4 separate regions of the Mus musculus genome follow, and all the other regions are linked to region 1. Evidence: chromatin loops called from intact Hi-C (ENCODE). Cell type or tissue: left cerebral cortex. All regions are shown on one strand.

What was found. Hi-C counts contacts between places; a loop is a spot of excess contacts. Peaks named below come from ENCODE experiments on the same cell type or tissue, not always from the same donor. Only the 100,000 strongest peaks of a DNase experiment are listed, where the experiment ranks them.
Region 2: a loop joins it to region 1, with 4 times the contacts of the local background. A loop is called at or near these places in 4 of 42 quality-filtered maps.
Region 3: it touches region 1 in a loop (2.1-fold over the local background); 10 of 42 quality-filtered maps call a loop at or near these places.
Region 4: a loop joins it to region 1, with 2.6 times the contacts of the local background. A loop is called at or near these places in 3 of 42 quality-filtered maps.

Annotation. Positions count from the first base shown.
Region 1 is chr9:42,325,425-42,333,424 of GRCm38, forward strand. It overlaps Tecta (tectorin alpha), which reads right to left. Exons shown (of 24, transcript NM_001324548.2): 21 at 6,984-7,146; 22 at 5,885-5,972; 23 at 5,500-5,616; 24 at 4,198-4,901. The coding sequence ends at 4,801. Among named protein-coding and RNA genes, the nearest start is that of Gm26272, 12 kb to the left of the region's middle. In left cerebral cortex, a CTCF peak has its summit at 1,412 (motif pointing right); DNase peaks (open chromatin) are centred at 1,033, 1,436, 4,496 and 7,561; H3K27ac peaks cover 264 bases.
Region 2 is chr9:42,534,039-42,542,038 of GRCm38, forward strand. It overlaps Grik4 (glutamate receptor, ionotropic, kainate 4), which reads right to left. Exons shown (of 21, transcript NM_175481.5): 18 at 7,784-8,000; 19 at 3,276-3,404. Among named protein-coding and RNA genes, the nearest start is that of Tbcel, 66 kb to the left of the region's middle. In left cerebral cortex, no CTCF peak of the experiment used is centred here; no DNase peak of the experiment used is centred here.
Region 3 is chr9:42,384,027-42,392,026 of GRCm38, forward strand. Tecta (tectorin alpha) reads right to left here. Exons shown (of 24, transcript NM_001324548.2): 4 at 7,823-8,000; 5 at 4,141-4,278; 6 at 3,633-3,798; 7 at 1-381. Gm47629 (a long non-coding RNA gene) reads left to right here and starts at 1,871. Exons shown (of 3, transcript XR_003948138.1): 1 at 1,871-2,029; 2 at 3,181-4,287; 3 at 6,804-7,343. In left cerebral cortex, a CTCF peak has its summit at 4,631 (motif pointing right); DNase peaks (open chromatin) are centred at 3,254 and 4,613.
Region 4 is chr9:42,958,347-42,966,346 of GRCm38, forward strand. Arhgef12 (Rho guanine nucleotide exchange factor (GEF) 12) reads right to left here. Exons shown (of 41, transcript NM_001359232.1): 41 at 5,496-8,000. It also overlaps the pseudogene Gm5831. Among named protein-coding and RNA genes, the nearest start is that of Gm36648, 15 kb to the left of the region's middle. In left cerebral cortex, no CTCF peak of the experiment used is centred here; DNase peaks (open chromatin) are centred at 3,038, 3,854, 5,928, 6,258 and 1 more place; H3K27ac peaks cover 1,782 bases.

The DNA.
Region 1 (8,000 bases):
ACTGTAGCACTTAAAACTCTGAGCCAAAATACATCCTTTCTTCCTTAAGTTACTGTGTCAAGTAATCTGTCGTGACAATAAGATAAAGAGCCAATATAGTAACAAGAGGATACCACTGGGAACTATGTCTTTTCTGCCTTGGGCTAAGACATAACCTAGAAGCAAAATTCTACATGACTATAAGGGTTTTGTTTGTTTGTTTTGTTTTGTTTTTAAGAAACTTTAGTAATTTGTGTAGACTCAAGTATTTGCAAGCCCCGAGGCAATTAAATATGTTACTTTCTTCAATAAAATGTTTGTATCCCAATTAAAATAGAACAACATAGTTGGAATTTTTTTGTACACTGAATTATTGCATAAAGAAATTTAAGAGTTAGGAAGAAGCCAAGAACTCTGGATTCCTGCTTATTAAAATATTGCTCCCATTTAAACACTTCTCATTAGGAATTGATCATTATTGAATAAATATACATGAAAATCCCCCATACATATATACAAGACGGTTTGTGCTTTTCCTTAGCACTTGATGCTGTTTATCCTTTAAGTTCAATTTAACACTTCTGTAATGTCTCCTCCAACGTGCAACATGATTCAAAGCCAAACAATATTAAATACAGTGAGAAAGCATTGGTTATGGAGGATGCTACATTTGCATAATGTATTGCAATTTCATCTAATGGGAGGATATCTTAGTTCTCCAAATATTTCACAATGGATATTTTATGTTAACAAAACAACAGCTAACCTAGAGGCGATGTGCAAACAGCAGCACGCAACCAAATGTACAGTGAATATAATCTCTCCATTTGTTTTCTCAGTATACAGAATTTGATTGTCGAGTTCTTCCTGGAATGATGGCCCTTTTGTGTTTTTATTTCTATCTATAGACATTGAGATCTGTCCCTCTGCCATGGCAGTGTTTTCTTAGGAGGGAGCCATATTTCAGTGAGCATAATTAAACCATCACCAACAGAACCTTCCATTAGTCAGAGCAGAGAGCTACTGCTCTTGCTTGGTGGATACACATCAGAGGAGTTTGCATTCTGCGTCGGGGGAAAGGCCAGTAAATATTTCATGAGCTCGTCTCGATTGGATTGTTTATTTCACAACATTTAAAAGAGATACTTAATTTTTCTCAGTAGCTATTTTTTGTCATCGAGTTAGAGAAATAGATATTAAGGACAAAATTTGCATGGGACGCCCAAAGCTGGTATTTTCTCGGAGCGAGGCTTACTGTGCGCATAAAAATAAATCTTACGGTGTTCTTTAGAAGATGCCCTTGGCATCTCCTGTGTTTTCTAAAGCTATATTCTGGTAATGTTCTGTAGCTAAGGTGTGGGGAGGCGGGGATTGTAATTTGATTGCTGTGGTTTCATATAATTCAGGTTTCACGCTATATTAAAAATGGACACTAGAGGGTGCTCTTTGATTTTCTTTTTCTCTGGCCTGGCAGCCGATGTCGGTACACCCAAGCCCTGAAAATTTCCCCAGTGTTCTAAGCAGGACAAAATCGCAGTGATGCATGCGGTGCGGAGACACCCTGAGGTTTGGAAGAGAGTCAGAGGGGTTCTAACAGGGGTAGCTTCTTAATTAATTCAGAATTAGTAAGAAGCAATGCTTTGTATCCCAGCCCTGGTGGCTGTTATCTTTTGATAATTACTTAATTCCTTTGGTTGCAAGGAATTTTATTAGATTTCAAGCTCTTGTTAAATGTCAAACGATTCTAAAAATAGTTGGAATATTAGACTATGTTAAATAATTGGTGCTCTTAAGCTCTGCCGTGAGGATTTTGAGTAAAGCACACACCTAGCACTGGTTAAGAAACCAATTATAGAATTCCCAACTGTCACAAATAGCAGCTCCCTGCTCCCCGATGTCTCCCTGGGTACTGAATACCATCAAGGCTGCTTTGTTTTCTCCTTTCTGCCCTTTGCTGACCAGACTCTTTCCCTCTTCCCTGTTTGAGTACAAACAATTATCTTTTCTGTTTGCTGGTTTGCGGTAGGGTCTCACACAGCCTGGAATGGCTTTGAACACCTTAGGTTACAGAACCCAGCTTTGAACTCCTGACTCCCCTGCCTCCACTTCCCAGGGATTAGGACACTAGGGATGTACCTCCATTTCCGGCGTCAGAGGTATCTTAAACTCTCGCGTGGCTATGTTTAACAAGTGTCATTTTCGAACATAAGAAAGAATCTTTGAGGGTCAGCAGGATGGCTCAGTTGGTAAAGGCTGTCAAGCCAATTACTGAATTTGATTCCTGGAACTCCAAAGGTTGAAGAAGAGACTCCATGGGCACAGGTTGTCCTCTGATCCACATGGACAGGTGAGGACACGTGGGCAAGTAAATGAATATAAGACAGAAACCTAAAGAATCTTTCTAGAAAAGTGTATGTTCCCATTTTACAGGGAAGAAAACAAAGGGGGCAGTATTGAGGGCGTTCAAGAGTCACACTTGGGGCAGAGGATTGGAAGAGTCAGGGCTGGATCCTGGTTTTTCTGTCTTTAGAGAAACAGGCTAAAGGGCCTGCCTGTGCTGTCATTTGTGAGGGAGTATTTCTCAACTCAGAGAGACATGCTTGCCTTGAAGACAGCTTGAAAGCCATTGCTGCTGGTTTCCAGTCTCCCTTACAGGCTCAGGGCAGGTTTCCAACTTATGGGGCCTCTGAAAGTTAGTTGATGGCCATGAGACTTGTGCTAGCCAATGGAATGGGAACGGCAACAAGGAGACTTCCAGGCAGAGAAGTGACAGAGGCAGAGCTGTGGGAGGGGCCCGAGCTGCTTGTACTCATTCCTTAAAGCCGCGCACTCAACTGGCGGCATTAAAAAATAGTGACGACACCATCAATCTCCTTTCCAGGAGACCAGCGAACGGCAGAGTCCACAGACATGAACAAGAAGCAAGTCTGTGCGGCTTAAGCCTTCGAGACCTCGGGGTCTCAAACTGTGTCTCCATAGTGTGGCTTACTGCAATGGCATACAAGTGAAGGACGTCAGACACATGAGAAAGCCAAATGCCAGTGGCAAAAACGTGGCCAAAGGACCAATTCATTTTATGTTCTGTATGTATGATGACACGCATGTATCTATGTGTGGTCACATACATATGATCACATATGTGTGTGCACCTTTGTGTGCAGGCACTGGAGGCCCGGAGTTGATGTCACGTGTCCTTGTATCACTCTCCTAATGACATTGTTATGAGAATGAATAAAGATAGATTGCTAAGTAATATTTACTGGGTGTTTTTGTTCAAGCTTTATCTAAGAAACTCAATGAGGCATTACTGTGCTTGACCCATCTGATTGGGAAGCCCCAGGCTTCTCTGGGGTGAATGAAGGAGACACAACAGCTTGTCTGAGTCCTCTGCTCTCAAGGAGCCAGGAGTAAACAGAATACACAGCCACCATTGGTTTCTGTCCCAGCAAGGATGAGTGTTGAGAATTAGCCCCTATTGGTAATTTTGAAGTTTTCATCCACATTCAATATTGTCCCCAGTGACCCTAAGGTGTCCAAGCTGAAGCACACATTTCCTACCTTCATCTGTCCCCAGCCCTCTTTTAGCTCCTAGGCACATGCAAATGCTCTAAGCTGCTAGGACTTTCTGGTTCTCCCAACAGGGTCAGTTCAGGGGCAGCCTCTGCCTCTACCTCACTTCCTCAGCTCAGTGGCAGAGAGATGTGGGTGCTTTCACAGGTAAAATGGCAGCCGTTGTTGGGGGCCCAGGTAAAAAGAAGCTGTGGGTTTCTGTTTAGTTTTTCCAGAGTTCCTAGACCAAAATATATATATATATATATATATATATATATATTCTAAACTGCCACCTATTTGAATCCAATGTAACTTCAAAACAAACTTGAAGGATGGTCTACTGTGTTTCTAACCTTAGAAAGGAAGGAATTCCAGGGAAAGATTTAGCAGGCCATATATCTTATAGTTAATTACAGTATATGTTTATTTGGCACTTACAAAAGAGGATGTTGCCTGTTTCTCTTCTGCAGAGTACCTCTATGCTCTGAGGATGCCCCTTGAGCACATACCAGCAAGGACATCACACATACATGGAAGCACGGGCTGGCCATGTCCACCCACTGCAGAGGCCACAGCTCTTTCCTTTCTGCTTTTAATCCTACCATGCTGCAACTTTATATACAGAACTCAACAACAGGAGGGAGTCCAGGAGCCAAATAACAAGAATACTTGAACACAAAGTTTATTTAAGGATAAAACACATTAAAAATTATTTGGTTGATTTGTAAAATGTGAAGGGCTGGGTTTGAGGATCGGGACGGGCAGGGTGAGGTTCTCCAGGTCTACAAACATCATCTCCAGTGACTGAAGCTGGCACGGCAAGGTGGAGGCCACAGCAGGAGGGGGAGGAGCTAAGCAAAGTGAGCTGAGGGCAGTGTTGGCGAGGCTCCACAGAGAGAGACGCAACTTTAATTCAAAGTCACAGCAATAGCCTTGCCTATAACCACGGTGTTCCAGAAACAGCGCGGGACAGACCAACTTTTCTGGCCAGCTTTCCCATCAGACTTCTGTAGCCAGAGCTTTCCCTGGCTGGCTTCTGGCCTGAACCTAGGTACCCAGTGCCAGCTGTTTGGCATTGAGGGTAAGAGCGTGCTTTCCTCCCATTGGCTTTGAGAAACCACTATTGCATACTGTGGAAGAGGAGCCAGGAACGTTGGTGTCCTCCAGATCTGACTGCTGGAGGAAGGTGGCGTGAGTGTGAGAGGCTGTTTTGACTTGGGGACACACACTTTTATACCTACAGGGACTGAAGAAAGCACCCTGAGTTCGTTATGAGGTTGCGCCTGATTTATAGATCAAATGCCACAGTGAGATCTGGGTCATGATGAGAAGAAGTGTCCAAACTTGAAGTTCCACTGAAGAATTAGAGGCTGGGGACAGAACAGAGCATAGCAAGAACATATCAGTTCAACAGGGTTCCGACCTATGGGCCGCCCTCACATTAAAGGGAATTCCTTAGGGAAAGGGAAAAACTCAAACAGACTGGATTAAGGAAGGAGAAAAGCAAATTAATCCAACCTTTTAGAGAGCCCTGTGCACCTCAGAGGGAGAGCCGGGAAATCAGATGCCAATGTGATTGGCTTTCTGTCTGCTTGGCTCTATTTTCTGGACCTCATGGGTCTTCTGACTCAACTTCCTAGTGGCTGGGTATGTCCCTCCCACCATGTCCAGCTGAGACTACCAACTTAACACAAGAGGACTTGGGGTCAGATTTATGGCCAACACAGCCTTTAAATTACTAAGTCAATTTTGTCTTAATTGCCCACTTCTTCTAGATGAAAGACCAGGGACCCAAGAAGGTTTGGTTTTGATGGTACTAGAACTCCTTTGGTGTTTCCCTCTCTGTCTGGGATTCTCTGGGATTTGCACAGGCAAGAAGCTAACTGGGCTCCAGTGAGCTTCTCCTTGTTTGTAGGAAAGGAGCTTCCTTGGTCACTTAGCTGCCTGTCTCCTTCAGGAGAAGCCCACCTCTGCAGCTCCTTCCATCTTCTTGCAGGGATCCGGTCACACAGCTGCACAGAGGCCCGTCGACCCGGCTGGTGCAGATCTGCTCACAGCCGCCGTTGTCTTCACACCAGTCCAGCCCTGAAAACGGACATGTGGGAGACTTAATGATAGACACAGCAACATGGCACCATGATCAAGGCGGAGGAGGGGCTTCAAAGAGAGGGGAGAAGAAAGAGTTGTCAAAAGACAATGAAAAGGTTTTCCTGGAGGACACAGGCAGTCCACTCATGCCCCTGTCTCTCGTGTCTCCTCCTCATGATGGACACACACCACAAGGCAGGCACGCCCGAGCCTCGAACTCCCAATGTCTTAGTAATCTATAGTGTGTTTTAAGGAACATACATACTTTTTCTCCTAATGGGTCCCACTGAAATGATCTGTTCTTTGTGCTCTTTTGAATAATCTGTGGCGATCCTGGAATTTTGTGGGCAATTCTGAAAGACAGAACACCAGAGGGAGATTTCACACAATTAAGCTGATAACTTATTCTCCACCATGTTTCCACCTCCAAGAGAGACAGCGGCTTCGGCCTCCAGCGCTATTGCTGCTCAGATTAATTAGAACCAATGCATTCTTGATCATCGGGCCCACTGGGACTCTAGGCTTTATGTCAAGCAGAATTAAATATACTCTCCACACTAGAATGAGATTCAAAGAGGCTCTACGCTCAGGAATGAACATTGTTGGATCTCGTCTGATACTAATGTATGCAGCACCATCTGTAAGTAGCTCTGACCATAATTCACATCTTGCTCCTGTAAACATGATGGAAGCATAAAGATGAACTGCGAAAGACTAGGAGTGAGACTCTAGAGCAATACAATCTTGAGGACATAGCCACCCATGATGAGGATGTCAGTCTGGCACAGAGGAGATATCAGTTTTGCCCCTCATCTGCAACCTCACCCAGTTCCAGACTATCAGACCCTAGTGCCGTTCTGATAAACTGTGAGTACTTGGATAGACAGTATTTAGAGTTTGAGAGCCAACAGAGCACAGGCTATTTAATTTATTATGCATGACTCATTATACCCCTCGAGACTACTGTGATGCTCCTGACCCAAGTCAATCTCATCTGTTCAGGGTATAGACACTCTTGGAGACATTTTCAAGGTGTTTCAACAGTAGAATAAACACCACTGGTGTTTAGAGGCCCGTAATGCTGTTAGCACCCTACACTGCATAGCTCAGCTCTCCTACACAATTACTCTGAGATGTCAGTGGGCCCAGGATGCATTGTCTAGCGTGAAGTCAATGGCCTTGTGGCATGTCAGAGACTGACTACCTGGCTGGGCATCATTCCACTATATTCTCTCTTCCAAATATGACCACCCACCCCCGAGTGCGTTTGAAGGGCTCCACTGTGGACGCCTGGTGTCCACAGTCACCGCGGGGCAGCAAGCAAGAGCAAGGTTGAGTGAACACTTGGCTTTTTGTACACTTACAATCTTGCAAGAGTATTTCTCTGAGTCACAGAGGGACACTGCACAGTGAAGATGAACTTCATCGTAGTCTCCGATGAACTTGAAGACGGTGACGTGGAAACGACAGGTTAGGGACACTCCGTTCTCCTCTATGCCAATGGTGTTGTCTTTGATGTTCTGACATCTACTCAAGAAAAAGAAAACTTGATGAAACCCTAGCCTTGTTTGTATTCTCCTAGAGGTTAACCCTCACCTTCACGTCAAGTTTCCATGTTTCACATAGAACAACCGTAAACGCTAAAAGCGGCTTTGCATCTGGAAGTGACCTCTGGATGGCTTCTGTGCGCTGTTTATTATCACTCCCTCTGATTTTCACTGTTTGTTTCGCGACAGCGACTGCTACTTTGAATTGTTATCCGGACTGCTACTGCCAATGAGATGTCTGTGGGGACTGCTCTCAATTTCCCCTCGCTTCGGGGATCTCAGTCCGCCCCCTCACCGTGCTGTGTTCTACAGAGGAGGATTTAACAGGCACATGTCCTACATCCTCGGTTTTTCTCAGTTAATTATCAGAGTTGGCAGGGGCCCTGATTCAAACCCTTCGGGACTCTTCCCACACTGAAGTAGGTAGGAGCTGTAGGAGAGGAGGGGCAGGGTGGATGGATCCCAAGGATTGTCTGATGGACGGGGAGGGACTGCCTCTTTCCCACCTCCCTGCCTTCTTGCCATCTAGCCAATTCTCTGTTCCCACCAGCAGCACATCCCCCAGGTTGGTTGTTTTGCTTTGACAGTCACTTAAAACTTCTCCAATGTCGTCTCTTTTGCTCATGTCTCCTCGACATGCTTTCCCCACTGGAAAGCCTTTCTGTTCTGCTTTCTTGGGCCCCAATCAATAGCATCCACCTCCATATAAGTAACCCTTACACTCATGCCTGAACCAGGCACAAGTAACATTTCCTAGATTTGACAGCTACACCCTGCTGAATTTCTCCAGTCTAGGGATCAAGTCGCAATTACCACTGTGGCTCCAGCCCACTA
Region 2 (8,000 bases), 210 kb after region 1:
GGGGGTGAGGGTCGTGGCGGGGGGGGGGGGGGCGGTTGCGAGGCTGACTCCCATTAGTCTCCCTCTTCCCTCTACCTCCACCTCTGCTGTCTAATCAGTCTCCGTAAACCTCTGTGGAATGTGGAAGGGATTTCAAAGCCAACAACTGCCGAGAATACCTTTAATTTTCCTGTGAATAAACTTCTACCTCAAACTTCAATTTTCATTCCAGTGCCAAGCACACAGACTTCTCAGTAGGTTTTTTGTTTATTTGTTTAAATTCAGGTGAAATTCAGCATCTCCTCTCTGTCTTTTTCCTCATTCACTGGATGTACGTTTGGCCTAGGGTGGGAAGGGACCACGATGTTTCATAGCAAGTGGGTGGGCATCTCCTCTTCTACTCATTACACCCAGATTTCCAATGTTCTTGTCTGGGAACTTGGGAAACTTCAGGCCTTTTGCTTTCTCTGCCCTCTGTCCCCATGCCGCTACCCTGTTTGTGGTATGTCATCTAATTCTGGAAGATCTCTCTGTAGCTCTTACAATCCTCAGCTCATCCTGGGAGTGACACTAGCAGTAGATGTCAGCATGGAGTAGTCTCCTGGACAGGAATAGGCCAGAACCCAACATACCCTGATAAGTCCATCCTTTTATCCATTTTTTTTTTTTTTTTTTTTGCAGAACCTGGTAGCTTTGAGTGTTTTGTTTTGTTTACTTGTTAACTTACATCATCAACATGATCATTTTCCTTCAGCCCACAACAAGAAAATGTTTACATTTCCAAAATACTTCTCTAGCAAACCCAGAGTCTGACCCTTCAACAGCATCACATCTACCATGAGTTTGAACTGTTCAGACAGTGCGTCTCCTAAGGCAATAGCTGTCTTTTGGGATCAGAGATGCTCTCCAAATAATTTCTGACACCACATACAAGACCGGCTCTTGCAGTTCCAGAGCAGCCTTCTCTAGAACCTCTGACATCTACAGCCAGCTTCCTCAAACTGGCCTGTGTGTTGAGCCAAGGCTTCAGCTGCTCCACACAGCCCCTGTGCATTGCCCTTCTCGGCTTCCCTATCCTTCCTTATGTTGCTTATCCGTCTGCTTAGGATCTGGGCATTTTCAAAAATCTACTTTGTTATAGCTCCAATCTGTAAGCATGTCCTGACATTTTGCTCTGTATTTCCCTCATTATTTTCTTCCGAGAATAAAATGTAACTGTCCCCTCAACACTCAACCCAGTCTCTCCCTGTAGTCTGGCCAATACTGAGGCTTTTTGATAATCTTTCCTGAAACTTCAAGACCTTTAATGCTAAGGCTGTATGACTTGCTTTTTTCCCCAGGAACAACAGACCTCATTATACCTCAGTATCTCCTGTTGTTGGATGACTGATTGGCTGGCTGACAGTTGGAAATGAGTCCTCTGTAGATACAGAACAGAACAGATCAGACCATCATTGGGTTTCTCAGAGTAACGTAACCCACGTTCCAGAGCAGAACAATAATAGCAATAAATTGGGATGCTCTGGGTCCTTCCTATGAACAGAACCTAGTATTCTTCAACCTCTGACTCACCTTCCCAGCAAGTCTATAGTCCAGCTGGGTTCTATAGTCATCACAAATGCAGATGTGAGCTCAGCAACAGTAACAGATGCCTACAGTTACACACTAGCAATGGGTGGAGCTGGGATTCAAATGAGGGCTGCCAATGCCCCATGTCCACTCATGGTCACCCCAATGGGTGGCTCTAGCCTTCGTGAAGGGAGCATCCCAAGAAGTGTATGGCTTCGTGACTTCCTAAGTAGGCAGGATTTCTTTTACATTATTTATAACCAGCCTCCTAGAGCCATATCCCTAAGACCTGGCCTTGCCAGATGGAAGCCTACATAGAAGCACTTAGAAACACAGTAGCTCTCAATGTCTTGTGGGATAATCACTCATGCCAAGCAGAAAGGCAAGTGCTTGCTCTCCTTCATCCTACTCCTTCCGAAGGGGGAGCATGCACAGGTAAATCTGTTGCATATTTTAGCAAGGCTGCAAGTAGACTGCAAGGGTGACCGGATGATTTAGTGTCCAAGTCAGTATACGTTGAGAATATGAGCTAGCCAAAAATAACTAGCAGGCATCAGTGAGCCTGTGCATAATCAGAACTCACCTGTCTCTCCTGGGTGCTCAGGGACACTCCACACTCCTTACTGCACAAACAGTCTGTGGCTGCTTTGCATTCAAGCCAATGTAGTGTTCATTCTTTTATTTACCATCCATCTGTCTGTCCATATGTCCATCCACCCAACCATCCATTCACTCAACCATCCTCTCTTTGTTTCTTTCTTTCGAGAAAATATCCTATGCTGGCCTTGGGAAGACAAACCCCACCCTTATAAAATCTTCACTCTAATAAAAGTAGAAAGTGAGCAAATAAAGAATTAGGAGATACGGTACAGTTGTAGTGCAGCCTTGAAAGGAAAAGGTTTGGGTAGAAGGGAAAGGAGTCCTTTCTGAGGGAGCCTGGGTGCTCTGGCTCCAGGTTAGATGCAGAATGAGGGAGGCTTGGGGGAGTTTCAGAAATAAAACAGAGAGTGTTGGGGAGGGGGGATAAACCACATTGGGCCTTGAGACTCCAGGGAACCTGAAACTTATTCTGAGTGAGATAGGAAGTTGTTGAAAGGCTCGTGCAGAAGGATGCCGTGGTCAAATTTGCATCTTAAACATGAATCACTCTGGCCACTGTCAAGACACATAGGAGGGAAGGGAGGACAGGTGTGTGGACTTGAAGGAGAATGTCCCCCATAGCATTTGTATACTTGGTCGGTGATGCTCACTGGGGAGTCTAAGGAAGTATGGTCATTCTGGGGAAAGGATGTCACTGGAGGATGGGCCTAGAGGTTTCAAAGTAATGGGCTGTTCCCAGTTTGCTCTCTCCTTGGTGTTTTCTATTCAGGCTGCGAGTCCCTAGTTACTTGCTCCTGATACCATACCTTCATTTGATCTCTTATCACAGCAATAGAAAAGAATACCACTTAGCTATGGGCCAGGCTGGTGACAATGACATTGGAATTTAGGGGTAGATTCAGATAACATAGCATCTCTAGGGTCTCTGTGTGAAGGGGACACTGGTGCCTATAGCAGAAATGACTCTGGGATAGGTCTGGTTCCTAGCAGCCCAATCTAGGCTTTGGTGTCAACGTATCTTACAAGTGATTGCTTGAACTTTGGGCTGTATAACAAGGCCATGTTGGTTCTGTCAAGTAGGGGGAAGAGCCAAGGGTGCTTATCTTTGGCTCTGTGGTCCTCCTTACCTTTGGCTCGATGGTCCTCCTCCTTGGGACATTTTCCCCCTTCCCACCACTTCCGCTTCAGAATTTCCAGGCGGTTGTTCTCCTGCAGCTGGAGAATGGCCAGGTCGAACTCATCCCGGAACACTGAGCCTATGGAGTCAAAGGAAAACCCAAGGCATGATGTCATTGTTCTCCTAGGCACATGGTGCTCCCCTTCCCAGCATCCTTCCTGGCCACTCTGTCAACCTGAACCTGGGTTGGGGAACAGACACAGCAGAAGGCACCTGTCTCCAAGACCACTCTCCTCTAGTTCCGTCTTCTCTGCTAAAAGAGGGCTTTCTGGTTTACATCGCCTTAGCTCCTCCACTTCCTTCCTGTCACATGACCAACATGGTCATCTTATGATCAAAGACCCGGGATGGGCTGAGTAATGGCTTCCCAGACATTTGTGCTACCCATCTCCGTGCCTAGCACCTTCACTTTCAAATTTAAATAGAGGGTCTATCATAACTCAATGAGCTGCACAATGACACTCAGGAAACTGGATGGAGATGTGACTGTTAGGCTCTAGGAAGCCATCATGTGAGTTCATGTGGCACAACCCCCCCCACCAGTCAAATGTTCAACTTTCTACGTCACATCTATTCATTTCTTAGGAGCTTGTGACTATTGTCTCAGTATACTTTATAATCATTTACATAACCAGCCATCAACCACTGAAAGAAGAGTTAACCAGGGCATCCTCTCATCCTTCTGCATGGAGAAGCCAGTCACCAGATGCCCCCAGCTCTCATAGCTGAGTTCACCAGAGCCTACTGCCCTGCCAATCACTCAGTATCCCTGTTGCCTCTTCTCCACCGAACAGAAGGCTTCTCTCTGTTGGATACAATTCTTTGAAAAAATTTCCAATAGAATATGGTCAAGGAGTTTTGGTTCTAGGATCCAAGTCTAATCATTAAAAAATGGGCTTAAGTGGATTCAAGGAAAACTCAATGTCCTCCAACAGGTAGAGGCCTGTGATCATTAAGACATGGCTGTTAGGAGACTTGGGAAACGATTTGGTTGCCCAGTCTGCTTTCCAGTTCCTACAAAGGTCCTGTGTAGACAGGCACCTCTGGGAATGCCTATGATCTTGGGTACAAGGAAGAAGCCTGAACACAGAAGTGAGGGTTTTTCACATTTAATGTATGTAGGAATCACCTGGGAATTTTGTTAAGTGGAAAGTTCCAATTCAATAGGTTCAGGGCAGGACCCAATATTCTGCATTTTGGGTAAGCTCCAAGGCAGTACCCATGCTTCTGGGCCATAGACTGCAGGACTGTAGAGTAGAGTCTGCCCTTCTTTAGGCACAACTAGGCTGAGTGAACCCACGACACACCTGCAGCCTTGAATGTATTTTTTGCCATGGATGACCATGCACAGTCATCTGTAGAACGGGCGTGTAATACACACTTGTAGTGTACAAGTACATGAGCAAGTTGCCCTGCAGATGTAGACAGATGTTAGGCTAACACTAGCTAGATTTAAAGACAGTACTCCACTGCTTCAAGGCACTTCTATCCAATCCCTCAGTGGCCCAGGGGCTGCCACTGAAGGCTCCACTGCCTGCTCCCTGGTTGCTGTCTCTGCTCCAGAGCCATCTGATTAAATGCCTGCTCCCTGGTTGCTGTCTCTGCTCCAGAGCCATCTGATTAAATTTCCATCTTTCCTTTTTGGGTTTCTTCTTTTCCCTGGGCCCAACCACGCCACGCATTCTGTAGTAACTCTCTTTCCTCCTACTGGAATAATGGCAGGGAGTATAGCCTCAGGGATCTGAATCTTGTCTCATAATTGGCTGCACAGTGCATCAGCAGTTGCATAACGTTGTTCCCAGCCTCACTTGAGGTGAGAACATGAACCGCCCTACAGCACACCTTTACCCTGTCTAGCCTGAGCTGGCTAGCTGGGGGTCTCATACCTCAATGTGGTCTATTCTGGAAAGTATTGTGTTTGAAGAGCAGTTTCCTAGGTCCCAGGCTTTTATTTCTAGTTTGTGACCTTGGATAATTTCTATTCTCTGCAGTGTACCTCTCACATGGTCCAATTAAGTGAGATAATACTCATAAAACGATATCATGACAGGGTCAAGACAGAGGCCTTTCTCTTCATTTTTTCCCTTGCTTATAAATAAAATTTTCTAGAGCTGGTCTCTTTCACCTCAACTATGTGTGGTCAAGTTCCCTGTGAAAGGAAGCACTTGACATTTAGGCTAAATTTATTGAGTCACTAAAGTATTACCAAGGTGGACCCCAAGTTCATTTCATGATCTACCCCACCATCTTGAAAGAAAATGCCAGCCATTACATTTCCCAAAGAAGCTCAAAATCTGTAATATTAATGGGCACTGGAAAATATGACTGTAAACAGAGTCCATGAAGGTTGGCCAGTGCACAGAGTAAAGTTTCTGGTCTACACAGCCTCAGGTGTCAGATCCGACAGCATTCAGAGAGGACTTTCATTATTACCCAGGCTCATTTGGTTGCTTTCTAATCTGTGTTCTAAGAAGCAATCTGCTTTTACCAAACTGCATAGAGAACTATGGGGAAAACGAGGACACTAATATTCCCCAACGAAGGCTAAGTATTAGGCACCTAGGGAAGGCACTTAACCAACTACAGCCCTAACCCACACTCCCTGAGTAGGTATGAGAAACTTAATCCTATTACTTGAATAACTAAGGCTCAGATATGTGGTACCTCTCTGAGGTACCACAGGCAGGTCTCCTCAACTCCAAGACCATGCTAATTATATTCCAAGGTGTGAATGAATTCTGCAGTTTATAACACTGCCAGTCAGGGACAGATCGATCCAAGGGTGTACAATGTGACTACCAAGTCTGCATGCCAAAGATCAGAGCTATCACATGCTAATGTCCCCATGTCCTGATTCTTCTGCCTGTCACCTTCTTCAGGAATAGCCTTACTTCAGGAGAGCCTGACACAGCAGTGCAGTCAATGCTCCACATAGAATCACCCAAAGGCTATGCTTAGATCCCTCACAATCACAACAGCTGAACGAGACTCCCGATTCCCTGGTAGTAGAGTTATCGGCAAAGTGAATGTACTCTGAGAAGCCCAGCTGCAGCACTGTTCTAGAAGCCAAAAAACTTACAAAACCAGATGGCACCCAGTAAATGCATGGTACATTAGTGCCCACTCTCAATGACCCACACCAAGTCAGAGTAGACAGAGCAGTGAAATCTACATAGAGTTTGAACGTCATCTTCTGTAATCTTGCCAGTGAAGTACAATCAGCAAAGGTGATTAGTGCTTGTAGTGCTTCCTTCTTCCCTCTGTTAGTAGAGACGTTAATCATCAGAGAAATGGCCAACATGCCAAAGCAAGAGACAAAGAGAACAAGCCCTAAAGTCTGCTGGGGCACCAGTACTCTTCAATAGTTAGAATTATCCCTGAATAGTGAATGAATGAATAAGTAATCAACTAGTTCTTTAATTACGAATTAGGAAACTGGAGAGATGGCTGAGTTGGTAAAGTACTTTCTGTGCAAACATAAGGACCTGAATTCAGATCTTCAGCACCCAAGTAAAACTGGAGGCATGGTGGTGCACACCTGTAATCCTGAAGATGAGGAGGCAGAAACAGGAAGATCCTGGGGCTTAATCAAGCCAAAGCTGTGAGCACCAGAGTCAATGAGAGATCCTATCTCAAAGCTAAGGTAGAGAGTGACTGAGAAGGGCATTCAATGTCAACCAATGACTTCCACATGTTTGCAAGTGGACACACATACACACAGAGACAGACAGAAACATACACAGACACACATACACACAGACACACACAGACGTACACACATGGACACACACATAGACACACATACACACACAGACACACACACATACGCTCATATACACAGAGACACACATACACACATGGACACACAGACACACACAGACACACATACATACACACACACACACACACATGGACACACACATAGACACACATACACACACAGACACACACACATATGCTCATATACACAGAGACACACATACACACATGGACACACAGACACACACAGACACACATACATACACACATACACAAACACACACACACACACACACTTAGGAGGCAGAGACAGGCTGATCTCTGAGTTCAAAGTCAATCTGGTCTAGAGTGAGTTCCAAGACATCCAAGAATATACAGAGAAACCCTGTCTTAAAAAAAACAAAAATGAAAAAGGAAGAAAGGAAGGAAGGAAGGAAGGAAGGAAGGAAGGAAGGAAGGAAGGAAGGGAGGAAGGAAGGAAGGAAGGAAGGAAAGTAAAACAAGTCCACGTGCTTGTTTTGTTTTCTTTTGTTTTGTTTTGTTTTGTTTTTTAACCATAAGGAAGCCTACCTAAAGTCGTTCTCAAACCTGTTGGTTCTGGAAACAGGCTAATGAATTCTAGACCGCATTCAGTGGCTTTGGCTCCCCTGACCCTGCCTGGAGGAAGCTATACCCAAAGGTTGTCGCTCTCCTGCATACCGACTGGCATGCCAATCCCATAGCCCTTGGTGTCCAGCAGGCCCCCAATCTGAGTGAGGTTGCAGTTTCGCTGCCGGTAGTACTCATTCATGGTAGACTCCAGCAGGAAGGCGTAATTGGAATTCAACACTCTGGCAATCCCCTCCTCCGTGCTCTTCACGAACACACTCGGCTGCTTGGAGTACATGTAGTTCCACATGCGTTGGTAGGTCTGGTA
Region 3 (8,000 bases), 59 kb after region 1:
GAATCTTGTAGCCATTGACCTCGACAGAGAGCTCCTTTACCCACGAGACAGCAGAGCCCCCTCGGTGCTCGTTCTTGGCCTCCACACTGAAGAAGGGGAGGCTGGAGGTTTGTAGACACTGTCGGGCCAACAGGTAAGCACACGAGCCTTGGAAGTGGAAGAGGAAGCCATCAAAGGTGTGGTAGTGTGGCTCCCCGAATACCACACAGGTACTGGTCTCCACTGGGCTGCAGTAGAAGAACCGACCCTTGGGTTCGCACACCTCGTAGGGGCTACAGGAGGCCTCCTGACAGTAGATCTCATTGTTGAAATCCAGACAGCGACACTTGATGGTACAGTTCAGGTCATCCCAAAACACCTCCCCTCGACGAAGGAACTGTCCTGGGAATAAGGACATGAGAGCCAACACTTACTGAGTATGTCCCCTCTGAGCCAGGTACCAGGATAAAGGCCAACCCACTTGTGAACCCACTTAGCTAAGGATTACCGATTGTCTACCTCATTTGACAATCAGGGAAACTGAGGCCTAAAGAGCAGTTGAATAATTCATTCAGCATCGCTCAGCAACTCAGCCAAGACTCAAAGCTGAGAGGGTCTGAATCCAGTGTTGAGCTGATAACGCCCCAGCTGGTGAGTGAGCCCACATTCAAGCACAGACACACACATTGCCTTCATCTGTGGCAAAGTCTCTGACCCACAGGAGCCACTTTCTTTTCAAGAATATGAGCAAGGGCATTCCAAAAGAAGACCCGACTGATAGCCACAGAATGCAGCAATCAGTTGCATGCTTGCTAATTTGTTCATTTAATCAGCAGTATGTACAGCATGTACCCCCAAAAAGGTCAACAGCACAAATCAGGAGGCAAACATAAATTTCAGCTTCCTGGGAATATTCTAGAAAAGATTGACCTCTTCTGTGCTACTTTCAAAGGTTTGTAAATCCTATAGATGCTGTTTAGGCTGAACTCAAGCCCTTGCATGTTGTCTTCCCTCCAGCTCCAGGACCTGCCCAAGTCTGGTATTTCTCTCTCTTTATCTTCTGAAGAGAACTTTCTGACCAAGTCTAGGTCAGGAGGAGGGCCAGGTCATGGTTTTAAGGCATGTACTAATTTTTAATAAATATTCACTCCCATTTATTTGGCAGACATTTACTCTTTAAAACCATTTCCCTAAATAAATTATCTAAAACATACATACACACCAAGACTCCTGAATATTCTGCAAGCTGTCCAAGCCTACTGGCTTAATCCCAGCAGAAGGCAGGGGTACCTTAGGAATATCTCTTGCTATATTTGCCTAACACGAACATGTACCAACAAGCAATTACGCCTGCTACCTGTTGAGATTTGCACCTAAAAGGAGATAATAGACGTCTTCATATTCCCAGTAGGCTGTATGCATCCGCCCTTAAAACAAGCCCTAAATCCTCTAGCACTTTGGCACCAGCTCAAGGTTGCATACATTATAAAAGCATTTACTCAGTATCATTTCCAGTCTCTATATCTCGAGGCTTCCAATAAATGAGAGTGAAATGTCTCTAAATAGAGGAGGTTTGAACCAAAAGGTAGATAGATGCTCTGTGATAATTTTGTTTGTGAAATGATGATTTAATAAGCCAGTACTATGGGACAGAGTCCCTTGCTTATAACCCGGGCCAAATCCCGATCTCATTAGATTGATAGACGTCCAGGGGCACATAAAAATGCACAAGTCCTGTGTGGATATTGAATTTGTCCTGCATATGAAACCCAAACACATAACTCAAGAGGAAAAGCAGGCAGCGAAAGCGAGAACATTGCACACAGCTGGCACCAGACCATGCCCCCAGCGCTGCCAGCCAATGCTGTCCATCACCACACTGTTCATTCCCGGGACTGAGGTGTGAGGCTGCCACTGAGAACTCGCATTGCAGTCCGTAGTCACTGAACTCTTCAGCGTTTGAATGAAAGGGAAGAAGTGTGGGGGAGATAGCCTGGGAAGTCAAGAGGCGAGAGATGAAGCGACAGAGAGACAGCGTCTCACACAGATGGTAAGTAATATTGTGTTGACCCTCCCGCAAGGGAGAAGGAACAATCTCAGAAGTCATGGGGTAGGGGCCCTGGGACTACATCCCCTTCCCTATCCAGTTGAATACCCACTTAGCTACATAGCACTCACTTGTTATTCCAGCATGGAAGACTTCACAGAGTGCAGGGCAAAGATGCCCAGGCAGGACAACTTCAAACATGAGCTTGCCTTAGGGCAAGTCAGAGGTTCAGTGCTCAGTGGGAGAGAGCAGAGGGCATGGGAACTTCAGACCAGATGAAACTGGCTTTTCTCCATAGATTAAACATTTGAAGCTGAGGCAAGAGATATGTCTGGCAGCCAGCTATACAGAGCATGCTTTCTACCCAAGGAGGAGTGATCTCCTTAAATGATACAAAGGGCTCTTACAGATCTGCAATCATTTTGTCCAACACTGCCCATGTTTCCACAATACTCTGTACCATGTGTATTATATATGCTGTGCTGTGTTGACATTACACCTATGTCTATTTCTGCCACCACAGTGTTATCATGGGCAGCTAGAATAACTACTGACATTGCTGCTATCTGAAGAGTAGCTGGGGTTCAATGGGTCTATTACATTGTTTTTAGGACGATAAACTGTAAGTGCATAGACAGAGGTAGGCATGTGAATGGATAGGTTGATAAGAATAACACATGATTGGAGGGATGGGTGGAGAAGGGTAGATGGAGATGGGGTGGCTAGAGAGAGGGCTATTGGATGGGTGAGCCACTAGGCAAGTGGCTGGAGAAGTGGATTGATGGGAGAGTAGTGGAGATGGGTGGACAGCTAGGTGGGCATCAGATAAACAGAAACATTTTTGCTTCTTGGGGCTGTAGCCTCTACCTCAACACGCAGAGATACTAACAGAAATCCTGTTTCCTGGATACCTTTGAATACACAGGAGCAGGAATCAATACACTGGGATGTTCCTGCGAGAACTCCCGGATTTGGTGGTTGAGAAAAGACGTCACACTACAGAGGCCAATGAACAGGAAACCCACAGAGGTGCCTCCCCACGGGCCTAAAGCGTCTCTGATTCCCCCAACCCCTGTATGTCTTTCTACCCCTGAGAGGGTTTTAGGTTTTAGAAACTCTCGAACTCAGCTACTTTTTCTTTCTCCTGATACCAGGAGCCTCTGATTTACCATCACAGGGACCTGGCGACACTCCAAGCTCACCCACTCCTGGGGATCTACGAAGTGCAGATGGTAGAACAAGAGTAAAGATGAGGAGAGACTCTTAAAGGGATAGCAACAACAACAACAAAATAAGGCGAGGCAGGGGAGCTCCCTTCTCTCCATCTGCCTGAGAAATCACTCAAGGCCCTGCTTCACTCTAGAGATATTCCAAACTGTTAGCCGCATGCACATCACAGGCAAGGACTCCGAAGCCTGCTGCATGGAGTCTTGTTCCCTGGGTGGGGAATGTGCAGGCTAAAATTACCTTGATGTCCATCACAGAGCTGAGAGATGTCATGAGGGTAAGGCACCAGGAATGAATCCTCCCCGTGGCTGGAAAGCTCACCTGTCAATATAAGGAAACCCAGCCCCATGCTGTCAGAGAAAAGGGGAAAGCTTTTTACCTCTAGAGGTGCAGCCATTGGCCGGGTCAATTTCCTTCCCGTCAACTTTAAATGCCCAGCGTCCTGGAACATTGACATTTGTGGTCTCTTGAATATTTACAATCTCAGGGGTCCTTGATCCCGGAAGACTGAAGAAATTCGTGAGGTTTCCACCATTAAATCCTGCCTGGAGCACACACACACACACAAAAGGGGTTTAAGCACTTACCATCCCTATTCCTTAGCTGACTCGATTACATTAAGAATTCATCACACTTGGAAACAATGTATCACTTTTTCCTGGATTCCATGAGTCACCATTCAAGGGGTGGAAAGCCTGCTTAGTTCACTCCATGCCCAGAGTAAGGTATCAAAGATAGATAAGGCTAGCCCCTCAGTATACCTACAAGATCAAAAGTGTGCTTCCAGAGCAAGGGTATTAACGGGACTCTGTCCAGGATGCCCAGCAAAGCAAGCAAGAGATATGGTGATATAAATCTGCAAGAGGATGATGCAGAGAACCTTGTACCTGTGCCATCACACCTCCAAGGCCTGTTAGAGGGTCGCCACCGCTGGCTGTCCCAGTCGTCCAGTTGATCTCATAGTAATTAAAGAGCGTGAATGTGTAGGAGCCGTCGGATACCAGCACAGCCTGGAAGGTGTTCACCTGCAGAAGGTACAGAATGCTCATGACTCACGCTCTCAGGAGGTCATCACACAGTGGTGGCTACCCTACCCTCACCCCCCGCCCCCCCCTCCCCCCCGCCACAACCACTCAGTGCCTCTAACCCTCCAACAGCTCTGAACTGCACCACAGCCCAGCCCTCCTCACACCCTGCCTCTGCTCAAAATGTGTTCCCACCTCCAGGGCAGAAAAGCAAGATGTGTAAAACTCTGCATCCAGCTGAGAGGTTGCCTGAGAGAAACCTGGGGTCTGACTCAGTGCTCCCCATCCCCATCTATCTTGGACCAAAACAGAAGATTCAGAGTCCCCTTTTGAGCATGCGATGCCTTGAGAACACCTATAGATGGCAGCATGAGAATAAACTATAGGAAATATCAAGCCAGGGACCTCCGTGCAAATACCTGCACCCAGAGCAGAGTAGGCAGGGCGGGGTGGGGAGGGACACAGTGAACCCAAAGTCCTCTGGAGCGGGCTTTCTCTGTTCCTGGAAGACATCACTATTCTGGATCAGATGTCTCACCCCACCCCCACCCCCCCTTTAAGATGAAAGTTGGGAAGTGATTTTTAAAGAAGTTCTTTCTGGAAAGAAATTGCTCTTCTAATTGAGCATTTATGCATTAATTTGTATCTGTAATATCCTCTCAGTACTGCAACTCAGACTGGGCAATGGTTTGGGTTCCTTCCATTTAGAGCCGAGCAGCTAAGGACTAAGTGAAATGAGTTGCTGGAAATTGTGCTATGGAACACAGGACTGCAGCCAGAGCACCCAGCCTACCTCTCAGAGCATGGTCACTCCAAGATGTCTTAGCCTTAAGCTTTTAAGAGGACGGGGATGTTATAGGAAGCCAAACCTTGCAGATGGTCCTCAGAAATAAGCTGCATCTGGCCTTAGCCCTTACTACGTCCCTTTCCTCATCCCCAGCCTTGGGCCTGTGCTTTCAGGAAATGCAAATCAAAATAGAATCAAAAGTAGCAGTTGCGCCCTTTCTCTCTTCAAGCCTCTTCCTGGCTGCCTGATAGCATCCCAGTTAACATTCTGTGCAAGAGCAGAGGAAGACCCAAATTCCTATCCTGTGTAATCAGACTGGGATGGAGGATCTTGGAAACCCATTCTAGACAGGTCCAGGGAAAAGCACTTTGCTAGTAAAGAAAAGCCCTTTTTGTAAAAGAGAGCCTTCTCCTCAGGCCCTGTGCCTGACACAGCCGATGGCGTTTATGATAAAGTTGGCTGGGTATATGACTTCGTTCTTTGGGCCCGTTGAACAAAAGAGGAAAGTAGGACAAAGAGATGAATGATCAATAAACTCAAGGTTTCTACAAGATCACTAGTGGGGACAGATTTAAAGGATAGGTGCAGAGCCAGGGCCATGCACGGTTTGAAGCTGGGCCTTTTTCATCCCCAAATTCCCCTGCAGAACGGAATTTCTATCAACATTTGTTGGAAATACCTTTGACTCAAGGAAATACCTTTGGGATCAACCCCCAAAATCACTCCATCCCTTCTTATCCCCACCCTGACATAAACACACACACACACACACACACATACATACACACAAACACAACACAGTCACACACACAAAACAGACACACAGACACATAGATACACACACCTCATCTGCTCTTACTTACGCACACAACCCTACCCACACGTATTTTTTCAATACTCATTTTAAGACTTCCCTAGATCTGGTTTTGCACAACCTTGTTTTTCAAGAATTCAGAGAGCTCCTTAGGACACTTCCTGGAGGAGGCAGCTGGAGACAGTTAGGAGCCACCCTGAAGCGTTCACTGTGATCCATTGCTCTGAGGCTTAGGAGGCCTGAATCTCTATTATGGTCACCTTGGAACATAGATGGCACTTGGGCGGGGGTTATTGGGGATTAAGAAATAGCTGAGTACAGGACTGACACATAGTTAAAAGTTCAGTAAAAACTGGCTCTCCTGAAACACATCCATTTCCTTTTCAGCTGGGAGTGTCTTGTCTAAAGATCTCTCTACCCCTTGTTTTAGTCTTGGGTGGTCCTGGGTGGAATAGGTAGGCCCATTTCAAAGGTAGGGATGGATGGATGGACACTCTGCTGTTCTATAGAATCCATCATCTTTTCCTTTCCCTCTAAAAGCTCAAAGCCCTTCAAGGTTTCATCGTCCGTCCTCACAGAAAGAGATCGCGCTTGCTTTAGAAACCCCATCCAAACTACAAAGCAGAAAGCACCTAAATTATCCTGGCAATTTTTACAGCCAGCAGAGGGTTTAATGGGGGAAATGGTGGTCAGCGTTTGATGGGCGTCCCTTTTCTCCCCTACCCCTTCACTGACACTAAAATTTATCGATCGCTGGCACCCTGCATCCCTACGCTGTAAGATATGAGGCTTAAAGGACATAAAACATCACCCGAGGAGTCTTTAGCGATCCATAACGTGACAGAGGGAGACACATGCTTCTTTAGAGGGGTTATTTCTAGCCCATGCATCTGGTGCTTAAACATGTGTCTTTCTGTTCTGCAGGACCTCTTAGCAATAAAGTGCTTCGAGCTGCTAGACAGACGATGCTAAAACCCATCCCCATTGTGTCCTCGCTATGAATTGCAAGACCAGCACTTTTTAACCTCTCTCTGCTACACAAGAATTTCTGTCCCACCCCCGAACAGTCAACTCATTGCCAGGAAAGCAGATGGAATTACAAATAACCCTAAGAAAGAAGAGGATAGATTTTTTTTTTAAAGTTTCTCTGCTTACTAGGAAACTACAGTTGAAGATGGGTGTGATTTTGACTTCAACGTCCTCCACTATCACGGTCACCCAAACAAGCTGTATGCATTCATGGAAACTGGGGTTTTGTCCCTTTAGGCAGAAAGTTGATTATCTCTATGATATTACCAGAGATAATCTTTTTTATTTGACTTTTATTTGACTGCTCATTTGGGATTTCAGAGCAGATGTTGAAACTTTATTCAGGAATTGCTTTAACTGCCCACTCTAATTAACATCAAGTATGAATCATTTCAGCCCTGGTCACAATAAAAAAAATGTCATAACATAATAAAATGAACCAGGCCGTTTGTTCCCCCAACCCAGCACCCTGCTTCTCTCTTGCTACCAGATTTTATGGAGGGGAAAAAAAAGGGGAAATTATCGATGATGAGAAACATTTGTGCCTCTGGCAAGAGAAAAAGCCCTTTGTGTTCCTCACAAGATCCATAATCACACGGCCTGGAATGAGTCGCTTTGCCTTTATCACTCGCTCACAAAAGAGAATGCTACCTCCTGCAGTAATATTGTCGAGAGACTCCTTTTAGACATTGGTAATGAATTGAGACTGGGATGACACATCTGAAATGTTTCAGCTGACTAGACTGGTTCATGCTGATATTTCCCTCCACTTCCTGGAAAATGGGTGGCGAGACCTATTAGTTTAACTCAAGCGAACTGACACTCCTCCACTCTACCAATTACATCCCTGCTCAGTAGTGAGGACGAACAGGATGTCAGAGACCCCGTAGAAAGTGGAAAGGCTGGGTGATTACAGGCGTGGTACTGCTGCCTCCGTAAAACGTGACTTCCTCCCAGGTCACAATGAAAACCCAAGTGGCAGAGAAGGTGGTCATGTCTTTGAAGTACTTCCTGATGTCCTTGGTGGCTCTTCTCAGGATGGCGGGGTCCATGGTTTCTCTGTAATAGATCTCACCCCGAATTCCATTGTGC
Region 4 (8,000 bases), 630 kb after region 1:
ACATGTGGCAAAGTGACGGAATGCAAAGTGCTGTAGCAGGCAGTTCACGGACACCGACATAAGGGACAGCCCAGCACAGAAGAGAGGAGGGGCTGAAACTAATTTGAAAACCCAAGAGGCTGAGCTTGCTGTTAAGAGGAATAAGTGGTGGGAGAAAGGCCTTGACGGTGCATGCAGTTCGGTTATGAGCACTGGAGGCTCGGTTGGCAGTGCTCAATCAATTTAGGCGTGTCCATCAGGAATTGAAACTGCAGCAGTCTCTGTAGAGCCAAGTGACACTCATCCCACGCGGTCCAGCTGGATTCATGCCAGGAACCTTGTACTCACAGAAGTTTATGGTTGCAATTACTTTATAGAATTTCTTATCAGATGAAGGTAAATAAAATGTGGTATACCTATGCAATGGAATATTAGTTAGCAGAGTGAAGTGTTGATGCATGAAATATGAGCCTTTATAGCTTTATGCAGAGAAGCTAGTTGTGAAAGGCCACATAGTATATGATCTATTTGGATGAAATACAACCAGATAAATCCATGGGGACAGAAAGCAGTCACTAGAGGCTAAGGAGAAGGGAGGCTATTAGTGGGATGTGGTGAGGAAATGCTCTAGAATTGAAATTATAGTTGGAAAAACAATGGGCAAAGACCATTGAGCTCTACACTTTTAAGTGGTGAATTTTATGGAACATGTGTGTGTGTGCGCACATGCATGCACACTTGAATGCACATGTATGCATGTATGTATGCACATGCACAAGTGTTTGTGTGACATGCATGTTTGTGAGCACATTACTCGCCACTCTTTCAATCTTTTGTCTTTTATTATTGTTGTTTGTTTGAGTGCACACACATACCACGGTGATCAAAAAACTCTGTGAAGGACCGAGCCAATGTCACCACATTGAGCAGGTTGAGAACATCTACTGAGCTGTCTCATGAGCCTCTCCAAAATTTTTTATTTAGACAAGTTGACTCAGTGAACCTGGGCTTGTCATTTCAGCTGAGACTCTAGGATCATAACTTTCAGCACTAGGATCTCAGCCCCTTCCATGTCTCGCTTTTAGGTGGGTGCCAGGGATCTGAACTCAGGTCCTCATGCCTGAGGAACAAGCACTTTACCCACCTGCCCAACCCTACAGGGTATTAGATTTGCAAACACTTCAGTGTGGCTCAGGCTAGCCTCACACTCATGATCCTCCTGCTGCAGCCTTTGGAGGGCTGAGATTAAAGGTGTGATGCACTAATGCCTAACTGACTATAAGCACTTTTAAGGAAGAAGCTATTTCTGCAGCCAGTAATAAAGGCAAATTCTTGAACCCTGCTTCCACTAAAGTGTGCATCACAATCACTCCTAGACTTAGTAGCCTTGCCTGTGAAAAAGGTGACACGCACTTGATAGGTGGGGTTTGTCAACAATACGGCACCTGCAACCGGTGTTTTTCATTCTTGGGTTTTGAGTTCTCTACAAAAAAAATGTGACTTTCCACAGAATGACTGCTTGGAATGTGTACTGGCTAGTTTTGTGTCTACTTGACACAGCTGGAGTTGTCACAGAGAAAGGAGCTTCAGTTGAGGAAATGCCTCCATGAGATCCAACTGTAAGGCATTTTCTCAATTAGTGATCAAGGGGGAAAGGCCCCTTGTGGGTGGTGCCATCTCTGGGCTGGTAGTCTTGGGTTCTATAAGAGAGCAGGCTGAGCAAGCCAGGGGAGGCAAGCCAGTAAAGAACATCTCTCCATGGCCTCTGAATCAGCTCCTGCTTCCTGGCCTGCTTGAGTTCCAGTCCTGACTTCCTTTGGTGATGAACAGCAGTATGGAAGTGTAAGCCAAATAAACCCCTTCCTCCCCAACTTGCCTCTTGGTCATGATGTTTGTGCAGGGATAGAAACCCTGACTAAGACACAGTGTTACTAAGATGAGGGTGTGGGGAAAACTCAGGTAGGTCCTGGGGGCGAGAACTGATGGGGACAGGAAATGAGAAGTGTGGGCAGGACCTGGACACCTGGAGAGAAACGGGGGCATCCAGACTTTGGGAGAAGCAGAGTGGAGGTGGGCAGGACCGGGAGCACCAGGTCAGGGAGATGGGAAGGAGACTGAAGTGGGGCATGGAGGGAAATAAAGCTGCCTAACTAAACCAGGGACACGTCTCAGACACTGAGCTTAGTCTCTAGGGCGGTAACCACAGAGTCTGTCTGTGTGGGCTTTAGGACAGGCAAGTGGCACGGTGATGAGATGGCTGGGTCTTTGGGAGACTCAACTGGGTAGTCACATGTGTGGCAGACTGAAGAGAGAAGGAAGCAGTGAATGCGGGCGTCTCCTGTGGCGATGTGTGGCAAAATGACCTGGTTATGCTGGAAATGCAGCAACAGGGACATCAGAGAGCTGGGAAGGAAAAGATCACAAAGCCGGCTAACAAACATCGCAAGGATCCCGAGGTCAGTGTTTCTTTTTCCCTTTTCTTTCTTTTTCCTTCTTCAAGCTATCAACAAACACTCAGCAACCCCTTGTTTCCTAGAACAAAGCTGGAAATAAGTTAGTCAATTAATCGATGGCCTCTTTGGTCACCACTACCCAGCTATTCTGGCTCCAGATAACAAGATTCTTATTTCCATTTCCTAGGTCTGCCCAGCCTTGATTGCAATTCCGCTCAATGTATCTTTGAAGAGAGATGAAGGAGCGAGTTGAGCATGTGAGTTAATCATAGCTCATGTTTAAAGACCCAGAACCTACTCCACCTAAGCCCATTAGAAAGCAAATACTCCCACGGGGAGCAAACATTAGGCTCCGTATGTTCCAAAAAAAAAAAAAAGTCCATCCCATCTCTTTTCACTTGGGCTGTTAGTGTGCAAATGTATCATGGCATTTTGGGTTCCCTGGCACTTACTCTCCAGGATAGACCCATCACAGTAGCACATCAGCTGCCCAAGTCATCTAGCTAGCTAGTTCACATTCTGGGGACGCAATGCTTAAGAACTCCCTGCATTTCAAAAAGGCCCTTGTTAAGGACAGCAGAAATGGAGACAAAACTTCATAGTCCCTCCTAAACCGATGCACAGCGAGCCTCCCAGCACCAGCCAGGGAAAGCTCTTCCTCCACTGGCCTGCCTCTCACAGCAGTGGTGGGAAGTCAACTGCGCTCTGCATGCTTGGAGGATACCATTCTACTGACTGAGCCGCAAGTTGGATTTTTTTATTCTTTATTTTTGGACAGGCTTTATATAGCCTGTCCTGAAACTATGTACATCAGGCTGGCCTTGAACCTACAGATTCCCCTCTTTTTTTTTCCCTGGTACTGGGATTAAAGGTGTGTGCTACTATGTCTGGATATAGTATATAAATGGAATGTTTTAAGAATAAAGTTACCATATAGGTTTGTATTTAACTATAATTACCTTTTCCAGTTATGTGTGATTCTTTTATTTCCATCAATAAATTCTAAATTTCAAGTATAAAAGAAAACCTATTACTTCACTAAGCATATGAACTATATTCTGGGACACAGAAGCCATTGTGTAGCACACGCTGGTATCCCAGCCTAGGAAGATCTCTAGGGCTTGCTGGCCCATCAGTCTGCAGTTCTAGGCTGGAGATAGACTGTCTCAAAGGAGATGAACAGAGCTTATGACCCCCGCCCCCGTGTTGTCCTCAGTGTCCACCCACAGATACGTACTGCACATATGAGCATGGACATACATATACACATTTTTTAAAAGATACAAAATGTGACTGGGAGGCCAACATGGCTTCCTTTCTCCAGTATGTGTTCGATCAAGTATACGTGCATGTACGTGAAGTGTGATGGTGGAATTATCTTCAATCAGTTCTCCCTTAGTCTCTGCAGCAGGGGCTCTCAATCAAACCCAGAGCTGTGATGCCACTAGTCTCACTATCTAGTTTGCTCTGAAATAGTCTCTGCCTGTGGTTGAAATTATCCATAGGCTGCTAGCCTGCCTGGTATTTATGTGTGATCTCAGAAGCCAAACTCTGGCCTTCATGTGAACTTGGGCAGCAGCTGCTTAATCCAAGCCCTCCCCCCAGCCCAGCCATTTTGTGTGTTATGTATACTTAGTTTGTTGTCTTTTAAGGAGTTTTTCCTTGCTTTAGGTTTATTTATTGAACTTGAGTTTAAGACTGAGTCTCAGAAATCTGCAGGAGGTCACACAAATGGAATTTGATAGTTTTGTAATGCTTTGCATACAGAGATGTCTGTGTGAGATTTTAATATCTTTACACAGCTTGTTACCTTACCTGGTAAGGGCGATCTTCTTTGAATGCATAATAAGCTGGCTTCAGACTCAATAGCCTGTGGGCAGTTGAGTCCATGTGAGAGAATGAAAACTGCAGAGGTAAGCCCAGTCAAGATCACCCGACAAGGGCGAGGAGGGGCGGGACTGAATCCCTTGGCGCTGTGTGGCCTGTGTGCCTCCTGGCTATGTCAAGGAGTCAACAATTACTTCTGTAAAAAATGACTAAGACAGGAACATGTATGTGTGCGCAGGTGCCCATCAAGGCCAGATGGGGGTGTCAGGTCCCCTGAAGCTGGAGTTACAGATGGAGAGAAGCCACCTGGTCTGGCTCCTGGGAAGAGCACCCCCGGCCTGGAAAGGCAGCACACGTTCTTAAGCCGGGCCATCTCTCCAGCCCCACAGGAGCCGCTGTCTAACAGGGCTTAGACTACAGTTACCATAGGAGAGGCTAAAAGGTTTAGCTAAACTATATCCCACAGTATTAATTATTTGTTAAGCATCTTATTAGGCTTTTCAGCCAGTGTATCCTCGAATGTTTAAAAACATCCCAAGAAAAGGTGAAATTATACCTACACCTCAAAATACAGACAATGCTAAAGGCAGTCAGCCTTCTAAAAGAATGACATGCACAAATAGGCAGAACCACTTCCTGCATGTGCCACAAAAGCTGACACATGGATCTCATCACTTAAAAATGGAAAAACAGCAAAATTAATGTGTCATATCAAGTTTTTTTAATGATGTAATATACCAAAAATTGTAGTTGAAAGCTATTTTAAAAAAAGACAAGTGTCTCACTCAGGCTGACCAGGAACTCACTATGTAAACCAGGCTAGCCTTAAACTCAAGGGCCCTGCCTGCCTCAGCTTCCCAAGTGGCAGGATTAGAGCCTGGTATCAAGTGTATGCTACCATGCCTCCATCACTGCTTGAAAACCAAGGACAAAGCTGGCTTGTTACAAGGGCAATGTCAGCTGCTCACACCACTGCAGAGGTTCACACTTCACAGCGATCTAAAGACTAGTCTCACCAGCAATGAGACCGGAAGCAGCAGGAAGGCCAGGAGAGTCACTGCTAGGGAGGCTACTGACTCCTTGTCCACTTAAGAACTTGGTGGCCGGCTGTGGTGGGGTCACCTAAGACCTCAGCACTCACGGAGGAGCACAAGGCCAGCCTAAGGTGAGAACCCCATGTCAAAACACAACTTACAGAAGACAAACAGGAATACATACAAAGAAAAAGTCACATACTCAGTTCTTTTAAGCTTATTTAATATTTGAATTCTTATTTTCTATTTTCCCAGACCCCAGAAAACAGAAAGTTTTAGATGACCCAATATTTTGTTCCAGAAACATACAGCCTTATCAGCTAATTCATAAAAGAGCTTTTTACAAAGGTGCATCTGGATAATTAGAGCAATAAAAGTCTTTTAGGCATTTCAAAATGTGATCAGTAAAAATACATGATTATTAATAAGGTTTTTTTTTTAAAGATAGTTCCAGATTTCTCTTAAAAGCAATTTTTGTTAAAGAGTAAATGATTGTATGGTGAACAAGTAAAGTGAGACAGCCTAGTGGGGAAAGAGAGGCTCATTAAAAACCACCAACAGTGTGCACGCTACGGTCCCCTGCTGTAGTATGTCTGCTTAGCGGGTGGCACCTGGCAATGGCTGGGAGGGAGGGACTGGTTTCTGAGAAGACCACCTTTTCCTGATCAGTGTATTACCCAAACCCTCAGCACCCATGGGGAAGGCAGCCAGACGGGAACAAGAGCACGCCTTTAAATAAAGTACAGTTTTACAGCTCACACTAAATGGGGGTGAACTGTCAAAAACAAAAACAAAAACCAAAACCAACACAACGTTAGGGGGCGGGTGGGCAGGCGAGCGAGACCTTGCAGAAGTCTGTTTTTGTAGATCATGGTTTTCGGAGCGTGGAGGGAAGCAGGCACAGAGCAAGCTCAAGCAGGCGGCTGCAGAGAAGACAGCTTGGGCAGGGTACCAGCTGCAGGCAGCAGGCCAGCGCCAGTGCCCAGGAGCGACGGGAAAACGAGCCCCTGCAGTAGAGGCAGCATAAAGTCTTTTAGCTTCTAAAATTCTGGCAACAAGGACTTTTCTCTTCTTCACTCCCCAAAAGACAATGAAACAAAATACTTTCTAAAAAAGGGCTTGTTCTTTCTAGAGGTCATTAGAAGTTGTTTGGGGCACTGGTAGACTGCTTGCCTTGCACAAATGAGACCCTGAGCTTGGTCCCCAGTATTACAAAATTAGATAACAAACCTATGTACACCCACAATTTTGGCCCAGGAGCACAGCAACCCACACGTGAAAAGAAGTGTTCCTGTGTCATGTGTTCCCCAACATATGTGCCAGAAGACCTGGAAGCAAGGATGGGAAGCAGCCAAGGAGAATGTGTGGGCACCAGGAGGAACATTCCTGCAAGAAAACCCAAGAAGCAGAGAAGAAAAAAGAAAGGCCACAACTGGTCAAAACCAAAATGGAGAAAGCCAATGAGTGTACAGAGAAAACGTGGCAGAATAGCTGTTGTCCAGGCAGCTTTCAAGAGAAAGAAAATGAAAAAGAACCCAGGACGCACTGCTAAGATCAGGGGTCTAAGAAGACGCAGAAAAGAAAATGCCGATTTTAGTGCTGAGTTGCTTCCCGTGACGTGTGGTAACTTGAAGGGAGTGTTACACAAGGATAAATTCAAACAAGGGATATCTGTGAAGTCCATACAGTGTCAGAATGGAAACTGGTTCACACCCTCGGAATTTGAAATGATGGGAGGCTATGGAAAGTCAAAGAACTGGAAACTGAGCCTGCGCTGCCATAATTGGCCCCTCAAACTCCTGATCCAGAGAAAATTTCTACCCAATCCTCCACGGATACATCGCAAAAGAAAAGAGCAGAGAACACAGAACTTGCATCGTTCCCCAGCTGACCCTAGTATTCAGAACTCAGATGAATGTGAGGTGTGCCGGGATGGAGGAATACTCTTCTGCTGTGATACTTGTTCCAGAGCCTTCCATGAGGACTGTCATATCCCAACAGTGGAAGCTGAGATAACACCATGGAGTTGCATCTTCTGTAGGATGCAGTCCTTAGGAAGTCAACCGAGTCTTCCAGAATCTGAGATACTGCAGAGGGAGATGGCTCCCCAGGAACAGTTGAAGTGCGAGTATGTTCTCTTGAGAGTCTATTGCTGTTCTGAGAGCTCCTTTTTTTCCAAGATGCCATATTATTATTATTTTAGAGAGATGACTGTGGGTGTGCAAGAGCCTATGTGGTTGAACATAATCAAGAAAAAGCTGAGTGACCAGGCTTACTGCCAAGTAGAAGACTTTGTGCAAGACATGAGGCTCATCTTCCGGAATCACAAAATCACGTTCAAGGACCCTAAGTTTGGCGAAATGGGACTTAGACTGGAGTCCAAGTTTGAGAAGAGTTTCAAGGAAGTGTTTGCTATTCAGGAAACAAATGAAAAGAGTTGACTGAAATCAGAGACATGGCTGGTGTCACCTGGCCATGTCTGGCTCACCTGCAGCAGCAATGAGTGTTCTTTATAGACTCTCTCATTCCCGGATGATTACTCTTGGTCATATGGAAACAGGTGCAGCTAGGAGTTACACCTCCTGGCCTGGGGGTCCATCCCCCTTTCTCCCCATGAAATCAAGAGTATGGTGCATTGCTGCTCTCTGGTCTTCAAGGGTCTAGGCTGGAGCCTGTCTCCAGCTGGCTTTGCTCCACCACCACTCCA